2 separate regions of the Homo sapiens genome follow, and region 1 is linked to region 2. A link is a contact called in ENCODE Hi-C or POLR2A ChIA-PET data. All regions are on one chromosome and are shown on one strand. Each heading gives the region's core, a stretch centred on a gene start or an enhancer-like site at or near the end of the contact. The rest is flanking DNA. Distances are from core to core; before and after follow the strand shown.

What was found. Hi-C counts contacts between places; a loop is a spot of excess contacts on that map. ChIA-PET counts read pairs that join two places held with the same protein, here RNA polymerase II (POLR2A).
Region 1: a map of HepG2 shows a loop between it and region 2 (7-fold over the local background). The contact joins two enhancer-like sites. A Hi-C loop is called at or near these places in 1 of 168 maps with a recorded cell type or tissue (HepG2). POLR2A ChIA-PET finds 5 or more read pairs at or near these places in 1 of 52 experiments (GM10248).

Annotation. Positions count from the first base shown.
Region 1 is chr16:12,498,192-12,503,897 of GRCh38, reverse strand. The region is part of intron 19 of SNX29 (sorting nexin 29); the gene reads right to left. Among named protein-coding and RNA genes, the nearest start is that of SNX29-AS3, 110 kb to the left of the region's middle. Within about 2 kb of position 2,902, at least 2 of the 41 ENCODE cell types and tissues checked have a DNase peak (open chromatin) inside an H3K27ac peak, as active enhancers do.
Region 2 is chr16:12,227,004-12,232,356 of GRCh38, reverse strand. All of the region lies in intron 14 of SNX29 (sorting nexin 29), which reads right to left. Among named protein-coding and RNA genes, the nearest start is that of SNX29-AS2, 140 kb to the left of the region's middle. Within about 2 kb of position 3,481, at least 3 of the 41 ENCODE cell types and tissues checked have a DNase peak (open chromatin) inside an H3K27ac peak, as active enhancers do.

The DNA of each region.
Region 1 (5,706 bases), core at 1,653-4,152, 270 kb before region 2:
TAATAAAACTTTTTTTAAAAAAAGAATGGACACATGGCTCAAACAGAACAATGGAATCTAATCTTAGGACGTTTCTGGGACTATTAGAAAGGAGAAGCTCTCTTTCTGCAGCGGGTATTGCCATAATAAGTCTGGGCCTGCCAGAGGCTCTGCCTTGAAGAAAGCCTCTCTGACAGTGAATCCTACACAGAAAAAAAGTGACGGAGAGAGGGAAGGAGGGAAAGAAGGAAGAGGAGACCCCGTTCTGCTGGGATCGCTCCAGCCCTGGAGCCAGCTTTAAGCTGCACCATTTCTGCTCTTTTCAATCACAGAAATCAAATTCCTCTCACGACTTTGCTAGTCTAGGAGTTTTCCTCAGCTTCTCACTGAAATGTTGATACTCCCTGGGCATCCCCCACTTATTGTTCTGGTCACAGACCCTCCTTCCCTGGGCTGCCCATCCTGGAGCCCCATTCTGCCCCCCAACACCCTGACTTCTCAGTGCACGGGCTTATCTGCAAAGCCTCTTCCCACCACTCGGCAGCAGCCTCCCCTCAACCACTTTCCCCACCTAGACTGCACCTGGAGCAGCTGCTTAAAAATAAACACGAGCTATGTTATTCTCTCCACATTCTTCCCACCCTATTAATTATTTATCCAGCACCTGCTTCACAAAAAGGAACGTCGCAGGGAAGGAAAAGGAGGACGAACTGGAAGGAGTGAGGCAGCTCAGAGCAGCAGTGGTGGGTGGCAGCACCCAGCAGGGTATGGGCAGGGGGGTGTGCAGTTGAGGCGACCCTGGGGGTGGGGGTGGTGGATGGGAGGGTCCTCCCTGTGGCTGTAATGAAGCCTACTGGCCCCTTGTCAGAATGATGTTTTTAAGTTCACAAAACAAGATACATGGGATTAGGGAAAAAAGGCAGAAAGGCACATAGTCTTAAACACAGGTATCAGAACTGCCATGCAGCAACGTGAGTGCTTCTTTGCAGGCACATTCAATAACAAGATCTACTGGCAGCTCTAATCGCTCCTGTAATTCTAAAGTAGTGACCTTTAACCATGAGCTTTAATGATGGCTGGAAACATCGCAGCAACCGCAATGTGATACGAAAATACCTGTGATTGCTTTCCACTGGGGACAAAGGAGGAGGTACCATTACTCCTATTATAATTTGTCATCTAAGTTCACATTTAAAGTTCATGTTTCACGTAGAGGGTACTGAGAACAAAAGTGTAAATCTTTTCCATTAATCACTTGAATTTCATCCTCAGACCCCAGGATAAGAATTCCTTGGCTAGAAGATCAGGCTGAGCCCTAGAGCAGGCCACTCTGAACCTCAGTTTCCCTATCTGTAAAACAGGGCTGGGAATGAGGCCCCGGCCACCGTGGGGAAGCTGATGAGAGTCAGAGTTGGGGGGTGGCATTCAAAGGGCATTTTGGTCAGGAAATCTCAAATGTTACCTCAGCCTAGCAACCACCACCACCGGCGGCTGTGAAGCATTCCCTGTGGGCCCGGCCACATTCTGAAGCCATTCCCCGAATCACTCAATCCTCACAGCGCCCTCGTAAGGGAGATGCCACCGTCTTGAAACTTGAAGACACTGAGGCACAGCGAGGTGACATGCTGGTCTACACTAGCTCAAGATTCAAACCCAAGTACTCTGACCCCAGAACCCATGCCCTCCTCCACCGCCCCTCACTGCCACTGTCCCAAAGGAGGTAAATGCCCAGAGGAGGCCTCATCAGACCCTAGTTTGAGTTGCAGCTTCACTTCCAAGTCTCGCACATCTGGACGGAGCATGTTGCCTGCCCAGCTCGGAGGCAGTCCTGAGCCTGGACACTAAGCAGGTCCCATGTTCTCACCAAGAACTAGAACCTTTCCATTGCAGTGGCAGTAAAACCTGCATGAGTCAGAGAGAGAAGGTCCCTGACCCTATAACTAGTGTTGGCCTGGTGCAGGCCTGCATGTCCCCTGGTATCCACTCTGCCTGTTGCTTCTTAGCTTAACTGGATCACAGCCTCCACATCTCAATGTAAAGGGCCCTAACTGACCCTGGGACTAAATCAGGTTATTTGTTTAATAAGTAAACAAATAAAACCATAAAATTCTCTGCTAGGCTGAAAATTCCATGAGGGCAGGAACCATGTAGATCTTTTACCACTGCCTTTTTTTTTTTTTTTTTTTTTTTTTTTGAGACAGTGTCTTGCTCTGCCACCCAGGCTGGAGTAGTACAGTGGTGTGATCTTAGCCCACTGGAACCTCTGCCTCTCGGGTTCAAGTGATTCTCCTGCCTCAGCCTCCCAAGTAGCTGGGACTACAGGCATGCATCACCATGCTCAGCTAATTTTTGTATTTTTAGTAGAGATGACGTTTCCTCACGTTGGCCAGGCTGGTCTTGAACTCCTGACCTCAGGTGATCCACTCACCTCAGCCTCCCAAAGTGCTGGGATTACAGGTGTGAGCCACCGCGTCTGGCCTACCACTGTCTTAAACATAATTTGTTTGTTTTTAAAGAGATAGCGTTTCACTCTGTCACCCAGGCTGGAGTGTAGTGGTGCAACCCTAGCTCACTGAAGCCTTGAACTCCTAATCTCAAGCAATCCTTCTGCCTCAGCCTTCTAAGTAGCTGAAGGTACAGGGGCACACCACCACACCCAGCTAATTTTTGTATTTTTAATGTTTTTGTAGGGATGGGGTCTCACTATGTTGCCCAGGCTGGTTTTGAAATCTTAGCCTCTACCAATCCTCTTGTCTTGATCTCCCAAAGTGCTGGGGTTATAGTTGAACACAATTCTTGAATAAATCTGAATGAAGAGCCCATAGGAAGAGGCAGAAGCGGTGAGAGCCTGGAGCCTTGCCTGCAGCTGGGAGCTTCCTGTTTCATCCTGAGAGGGCAACACAGCACACAGCCACACCCCAATATGACAACATAACACACAGTCACTCTGCCCATGACAGGCGTGGCTCAGAGCCTGACAATCTGACAAGTGAGCAACAGGTGCCCTCCACTGAGGGGACCAAGGTGAGGCGGGGAGGAAGGAGACAGGAAAGGGTCTCATTGGAAGGGTCCAATCTGATAGCAACTGCAAAAATGACACACAACAGTGCTTCTCAAACTTGCTTGTGTATGCAACCCACCTGGGGGCCTGTGAACATGCAGATTCTCATGCAGCAGGTCTGGGATGGGGCCTGAAATCTGCACATCCGACAAGCTCTCAGATGAGGCTGATGTCACTGGTACACAGACCACATTTTAAGTGGTAAGATATTGAGAAAGAATAGACAGATGATAAAATTGTAGAATCATTCTTTGAGGTCTTATTTGATACTGTTCATCTCAAGCCACATTTTGGCTGGAAAGCCTGGCACCAATGCATGAAAATATTCACCACTGTGTTCTTTGCTCATCCACATAACGGCATGGGGTTGACAGCAAAAGGAGCCCGTGGAGGTTACAGAGAGGCGGACTCCTGTCAGAAGTCCCAGCCCTGGCTTTCTGAGTACCTATGTACCTCACTGTGTACCTGGGGCCAGTTATTTCCGCCTTCTGGGTGGTCCTCAGTTATTGGTCTGCAGGCAAGCTCCATCAGCATTATCTAAGGACCTTTCACAAATGCAGGGCCAGGAGAAGTGGCTCATGCCTATAATCCTAGCACTTTGGGAGACTGAGGCACGAGGTTTGCTTGAGTCCAGAAGTTCAAGACCAGCCTGTGCAACACAGCCAGACCTTGTCGCTGCATAAATTAACAGAAAAAAAATTAGCTAGGTGTGGTGGCATGTGCCTGTAGCCCCAGCTGCTCAGGAGGCTGAGGTAGGAGGATCCCTTAAGCCCAGGAGTTTGAGGCTGCAGTGTGCTATGATCACGCCACTGTACTCCTACCTGGGTGACAGTGCAAGATCCTATCTGTAAAAAATTTAAAATTAAAATAAAATAAATGCAGGCTGGGCACCATGGCTCATACCTGTAATCCTAGCACTTTGTGAGACTGAGGCAGGTGGATCCCTTGAGCCCAGGAGTTTGAGACCAGCCTGGGCAACATAGCAAAGCCCTGTCTCTACAAAAAAATACAAAAATTAGCCAGGCATGGTTGTGCGTAACTGTGGCCCCAGGTACTCAGGAGGTTGAGTTGGGAGAATCACCTGAGCACAGGGAGGTCAAGGCTGCAAGTGAGCCGTGATTGTGCCACCGAACTCCAGCCTGGGCGACAGAGTGAGATCCCATCTCTAAATAAATAAAGAAGTAAATGAATGCAGATTGTGGGGTTTCACTGTAGAGATTCTAATTCACCGGGTCTGGGGTGTGGTCTGATCCTGTGAATATGCTTAACCCCCAGTGATTCAGATCACACCCAGAGTGGGAAACCATCAGGCAAATGACAGCTGCGGTGGACCTGTCTTTGGTGCTGACCAGTGCAGAGCTATGTGGCCTAAGCACAGACTAAGGGAGGATCCCCAAGACGCCTTCATTTTACCACTTGCCTTGAGAATCTGGAAAAGATGCAGCTATGTCTTGCCCTGCTCGGGTGCTGGCATTACTGGCACCCCCGTCAGTCACCTGGAACTTAGCAGTGAAGCCTAATCCACCACAAACAAAAAACAGTGATGTTCAATTATTTCCAAAATCAGTGCATTGGGGGCATCTGCAAAAGTCTCCAAAACAATGTGAAATGCATGACCTGCCTGCCACCAACAGTACTGCTGAGGGAAATGCCCCAGAGAGCAAACACATTTTTTATTGGTTGTTCCAGTTTGAAGAATGCCCATATAGAACCCTAACTTGTGCCTTCTACTGCGATTTCCCACTGCAGGAGGAGGGAATGAGCGGAGGGCATAAGGGGAAGGAATGAAAGGTGGAAATGAGAATTAAGCAGAATGCCAGGTCTGCCTGGGTGGCTCATTTTTCCAGCTCCCTAAAAAGATTTATGCAGCTGTCCAAAAGGAGCTATGGCTCCATTACCCAGCATACAAAGCCCCTTCTGCTATCAAGTAGCAGATCAATCCTAGATGATAGTTCACTGCTAGCTTCTGAAAAACCTACCATCTCTCTACTTACATCCTCATCTTTCAAGCAGAACTGAGCAATTTTACTTTTGTTGGCAACAGTGGCCAAAAATTGTTTTAATTTGCAAATTGAAAAAATTCTATGCTGTTTGGTTTATAAGTTAATGCCTCCTATGACCTGACTTAGAGACAGATGTAGAGTTGAATCTCTTTTATGCTATTCAGAGATTACTAGAGACTACCTACATGTTTGCTTATGTGTGCATTATCTGTTCTCCTTCCCACTCAAAAATTGTAAGCCTATGCAAACAGAGCCCTTAACTGTTTAATTTCCCACTGTATTTTCAGTGGCTGGCACATAGTAGGTGCTCATGAAAGATGTGCAGAATGGATGAATAAATGGTGTTCTCCTTGATATGCACGCAGCCCTCTCTGTATTTACTTATTTACTAGCCCAGCGTCTCCTGCTACTGGTCATCCCCTACACTGCTTCCCAAGCAAGCATTTTTTTTTTAAATGCCAAACCAGTTTTAAAAACCATGCCACTTTTTTTGCTTTCAGGATAAAATTCCAAACTCCTTAGCTAAGCATACAAGGTAACTGGCCCTGCCTTGCTGTTTTGCCTCACCTGCTAACGTGCACATGCTCTGCCACGTGTACCTGCTGCTAGTGGGACATGCTGACTTCTCAGTGGGCCTCATGGGCCAGAGGAAGTTGCGTTGTT
Region 2 (5,353 bases), core at 2,232-4,731:
CGGGGTTTCACCACGTTGGTCAGGCTGGTCATGAACTCCTGGACTCAAGTGATTTGCCCACCTCGGCCTCCCAAAGTTCAAAGATTACAGGTGTGAGCCACCTTCCCAGCCAATTCAAGCATTTAAACCACATCTACTAACATGGCCTACAAATGCATCTTCCCCCTTAATGGCCATAAGCCCTTTAAAGTATCCTCAAACAGACTTGAAGGTTTCATCCTCAAAATATGGGCTGTCCAAGTGCCTAAATCACAACAACTGCTAAAAACCTAAACTGGGGCACACAACCAGAAGGGCAGGACAATTCATGACAATTCCCAGACATGAGAACTTACGAATCCATTAAAACAAAGGGCCAGCATCTTTATTGATACCAAGTCCTCACATAACCCAGAGGAAAAACCCCTGAAACACATAGGCCAAGGAAATGAGCTGATTATTCACCAAAAAGAAATTCAATTCATAAACACAGAAAAAAGTAAGTATTCCATCTCCACAGTGACTCATGAATTACAAATATAAGGAGCTAGGTTTTTGCCTACTGGAGTTCCAATGGCAACAGTTATGAATGCTGGTGAGAGTGGCCAAGAGGGCCTGTTTGCTGGTGACACTTTAAAATGGCCACAATCCTGGGGAGCAATATGGAAACCCGAAACAGAAGTCAGAAAAACCTTAGCACTTCATTCAACAATTCTGCCTATGAGACCACATCCTCCAAAATAACTAGAAACATGGGGAAATTCTGTACACAAAAGGCATTCCCTGCAGCATTTTACAGTATAGTAAAAGTTTTGTTTTTGTTTTTTGTTTTTTGTTTTTTTTTTAAAAAGGCCCAACAATTGGAAATTGACTAAAACTCTGGTCTATCCACTAGCTGGAATATCACACAGTTGTTACAAATTACAGCAATGCAGTCAACATAATGATAGAAAAGGCTTTGTGATAGACGATTAAGTGGGGTAAAAAGCAACAAACAAAATTGTATGCACAGCAGGAGTTCAATTATGTTTTTAAGAAAGTGTCTACAGAGAGGGAAAATACTTTAAACGAAGTTCTGTTTTCCTCATTTTCCCTAGTGAGCTGGATGGTATGGTGGAAAGGGACTAAGTTTTACAACCCAATCCAGGGACCTTTACATCCTATTTAATCAACCTGTGCCTCTGTTTCCTAATCAGACAGTTTAATGTTTAAATGACTTATTACCGGCAGGGCACATTGGCTAACATCTGTAATTCCAGCACTTTGGGAGGCCGAGGTGGGAGGATCACCTTAGGTCAGGAGTTCGGGACCAGCCTGGCCAACATGGTGAAATCCCATCTGTAATAAAAAAATATTAAAATTAGCCGGGTGTGGTGGTACATGCCTACAGATAGTCCCAGCTACTCGGGAGGCTGAGGCAGGAGAATCGCTTGAACCCAAGAGGCGTAAGTTGCAGTGAGCCGAGATCATGGCACTGCACTCCAGCCTGGGTGACAGAGAGAGACTCCATCTCAGTAAGTACATACATATATACATACATACATACATACATACATACGACTTATTACAAGGGAGAAACATTTTTATTCTTAAGAGTCACAATTGCAACTCCAACGTGCAGCCCAAATAGTTTCTAGGTGATGGCACAGTATTAACGTATTCACTTTGGATTTGGTTTCCCTATTTTCCCCCCAACCTAACTCAAAGATAAGCATTTGGGGCATTCAAGGCCTACCATCTGCTCATTCGTTAAAAAACAAATGCTAAAATTTGTCCACTTGCAGCTTTGTTTGATCTGTCTCAAAATACATTGGCATTTCCCCTAATGTTGAACAGGCCCTTCCAGTATTTAGGCAAGATCGATGAACTCATTTGCAGAATGGTCCAGTTTCCACAAACAAGCTGTCACCAAAGCAAGAGGGTTCGTTTGCACTTTGCAATCCTGCTACTGTGTTTACCAAGGCATCTTTCCTCAGTACTACTGCAGGTCCAGCAGATGGGTTGCTAATGAAGAGAACGTGATTGTCTATTTGGAAAAATACAAGCTATTTATTGCAACTGATAAATCATGGCTTGACTCTTTGCCCAAACGGGAAGTCAGACAATGATGTTTCTCAAGTTTAAGAACAAGCTCCTGAGTCCAAGGACCAGCTTCAGAAGCTTTCAAGACAGTTTGCAGGCAAACTTTGACAACTAATGAAAGCTGTCTTTTACATTTTCTTTGTTTTCGTTTAAACACTCCTAGAACAGACGTGTACAAACTATGGCCCTGAGGCTAAATCCGGGCTGATGCAAGTTTTGTAAATAAAGTTTTATTGGCATACAGCCAAGCCCACTCATCTACACAATGTCTGCGGCTGCTACAACAGCAGAGCTGAGCAGTTGTGACAGAGACCCATCTGGACAACAAAGCCAAAAATATTTACTATCCAGCCTTTTATAGAAAAAGTTTGCTGAACCCTGTCCTAGAAAGAATGAAAGCAGTTCCTCTGAATTATCTCGTAAGTCCAACCAGACCAGTATGAGACAGAGCTGAGCTACCTGAGTGATCTAGGTCCAAGCACAGTTGACCAGTACAGGTCGGACTGCAGAGGTAACCTCAGCGTCAGCTCAGTTCATCCCTTTTGACTTGGCTGAAGGCACTACCCCAAGAACAGCAACCCTCTACACTACTTCAATTGTTAGGTAAATCCCTTTGACGGTAGATCTTTGAAGAATGCAGGAACTTATCTTCCTTGATTTTTCTTTAAACATCATGTGACAGTCAAAAAAAAAAAACCCCACCATTCTTCAAAGGGAATTGTAAAAGATGAAAAATGGTAGGAAGAAGGTTTATTTGGGGCCATCTGATGTGGTCCACTGGACATAAGTCACAAAAGTATCTCTACATTGGCAAAAACTCATGCTGGGTCCAACTGGCCATTTGACATCAGGGAGATGAAACCACTCTTTTTCTTCGCTTAGCCGCATACACGACATGGAAATTGGTTAGATGTTCATTTAGATCCAGACCAGGCCTAAAATCCTAGGACTGGCCTGACCATTTCCATTATTCATTCATGCACACATCCAAATCATATTTACTGAACACCTACTATGTGCCAGGTACTATGCTGGTGCTTTAGTTATGGAGGCCAATAACACAAACAGGAATCCTGCTACCAGGGAGCTTACAGACTAGTGGAGAAACCGAAAACAAGTTCAAACCAGGAATAAATAAGACATACTGCAAATTGTCACAAGTGCTCCATAAAACATAGCTGGAATGCTGAAGGGGGCAAGGTACATCCTGGCAGGCCAGGGAATGGCTCTCTGAGGAGGTGGCAAGTCCAAGGTCTGTGTGAAGGAATGAGGGCAAGCAAGCCCTGCAAGGCATTTGGGAGTGGGGGAGAAAAGCGCATTCTAGACACTCACTTAGGGAGAGCAGCAGGAGTCAGAAGACTCGGTGGAGGCTCCCTCGTGTGGTCACTGCAGGGAGGCAGCCTGCCCCGCATCACCAGCTTTGCAATGAAGTCCCTCTGGCTCTTGACTCGCCATGTGGCCTCAGGCAAATCAAGTCTCTGTGCCCCTAGCTTTTTCACGTGGACAGTGGGAAAACTCAAGAGACGGTGACTTTGGTCAGCCCAGCCCTGAGGCGGGAAAAACACGGCTTGTTCCAGGAACTGAAATGAGGTGATACAGGCAGAGAACAGCATAGGTTGGGGAGCTGCGCACCAGACAGGGTTGAAAAGGTGGGCAGGGCCAAGTCAGGCAGGGTTTTGCAAGTCATGGTAAGGCATCTGGATTTCATTTTAATTGCAACGGGAAGTCACTGAAGGGTTTTAAGCAGGAAAATATCTTGAGCATATTTGTAGTTTTAAAAGAAAGCTCTGTGTTGTAAAGAAAGGGGTAAGAGTGACCAGAGCAGAGGCAGAGAGAGCAGGATGCTGCTGCTGTCATGGACTGTGCTGGAGGCAAGGTAAAGCAGCTGAACCTGACCTCGAGTGCCAACTCGGACCAACTGGAAGTGGCCATCTATAACACTGTGCTGAGAACGTGCTGGAAGTTTAGACAGGGATCATTGGGGAAAAGTATCCTGTTTGATTAATGATGCCTGCCATGGGTGTGGAAGGGAGAATAGCAGTATGGTGTCAATATCTGTCCATCTCTCTACAGAGACCGAGAACATTTCAGTGCCTCTAACACTAATGTGTCTACAGCTCGGCTGGGGGCCTTGTTAAAGTGCAGACTCTGAGACGGTAAGGTCTGACATTCTCCTTTTCTTTTCCTGACAGGGTCTCAACTGTGTTGCCCAGTCTGGTCTTGAACTCCTGGGCTGAAGTGATCCTCCTACCTAAGTCTCTGGAAGTGCTGAGATTACAGGCGTGGGCCAGCCCAGCAACATCCTGCCTCTCTAACATGCTCCCAGGTGACGAGTCCACTACTGCTGGTCCAGAGACCTCACTTCGGTCTTTTTTTTTTTTTTTTTTTTTTTTTTTAAGACAGAGTCTCGCTCTGTTGCCCAGGCTGCAGTGCACTGGCTGGATCTCAGCTCACTGCAACCTCCACCACCTGGGTTTAAGCAATTCTCCTGTCTCAGCCTCCCGAGTAGCTGGGATTACAAGCACGAGCCACCATGCCTGGCTACTTTTTGTATTTATAGTAGAGACTGGGTTTCGCCATGTTGGCTAAGATGGTCTTGAACTCCTGATCTCAGGTGATCTGCCTGTCTCAGCCCGCCAAAGTGCTGGGATTACAGGCATGAGCCACCGCGCCCGGCCTCAGAGACCTCATTTTGAATAGCAAGAATCTAGAGAACTTACTTTCCCCCCATAGATTTGTGTAAGATAAGCTCCAGTTCCCAGGGCCTGACACAGAAAAAGAACACTCAGCAAATGTTGACAGAATTGAGTTGGTCATTTCTGTGTGCCTTTCAGCCTTCAACTGCTATGAAAAGAACTCTGAAGAATTCCAGGCAGTTAACCATAAAACATGAGCAACATCACAAGTGTGTATCATCCATCTTCCGCGGAGCCACTCCACGTTGTCACTGGGGTGCAGATCATTTGGGTTGGGGGAAGGAGTCCAAGAGAAGAAGTGAGGAAAAGGAAAAGGTGAGAAATGCGCTAAACAGGGCTGTTCCTAACCACACGGTCATGATCGGAACATTCAGCTCTGTGGGATGACAAGGGAAGTAAAATGGGGAGAAAGGAAGAGCTACTGCTATGTCCCCAGAAAAGCAGCACCCAATCCGCCAGACCCCCAGATGCACTGCATGACAACAGCAATGCTGGCTTGTACAAAAGCCCCAACAGGGAGTCTCCAGCCTCATCCTACACTTCACCACAGTCCCAGCCCATAATCCCAACTTATCTGAGCATTGGCCAAGTCCAAA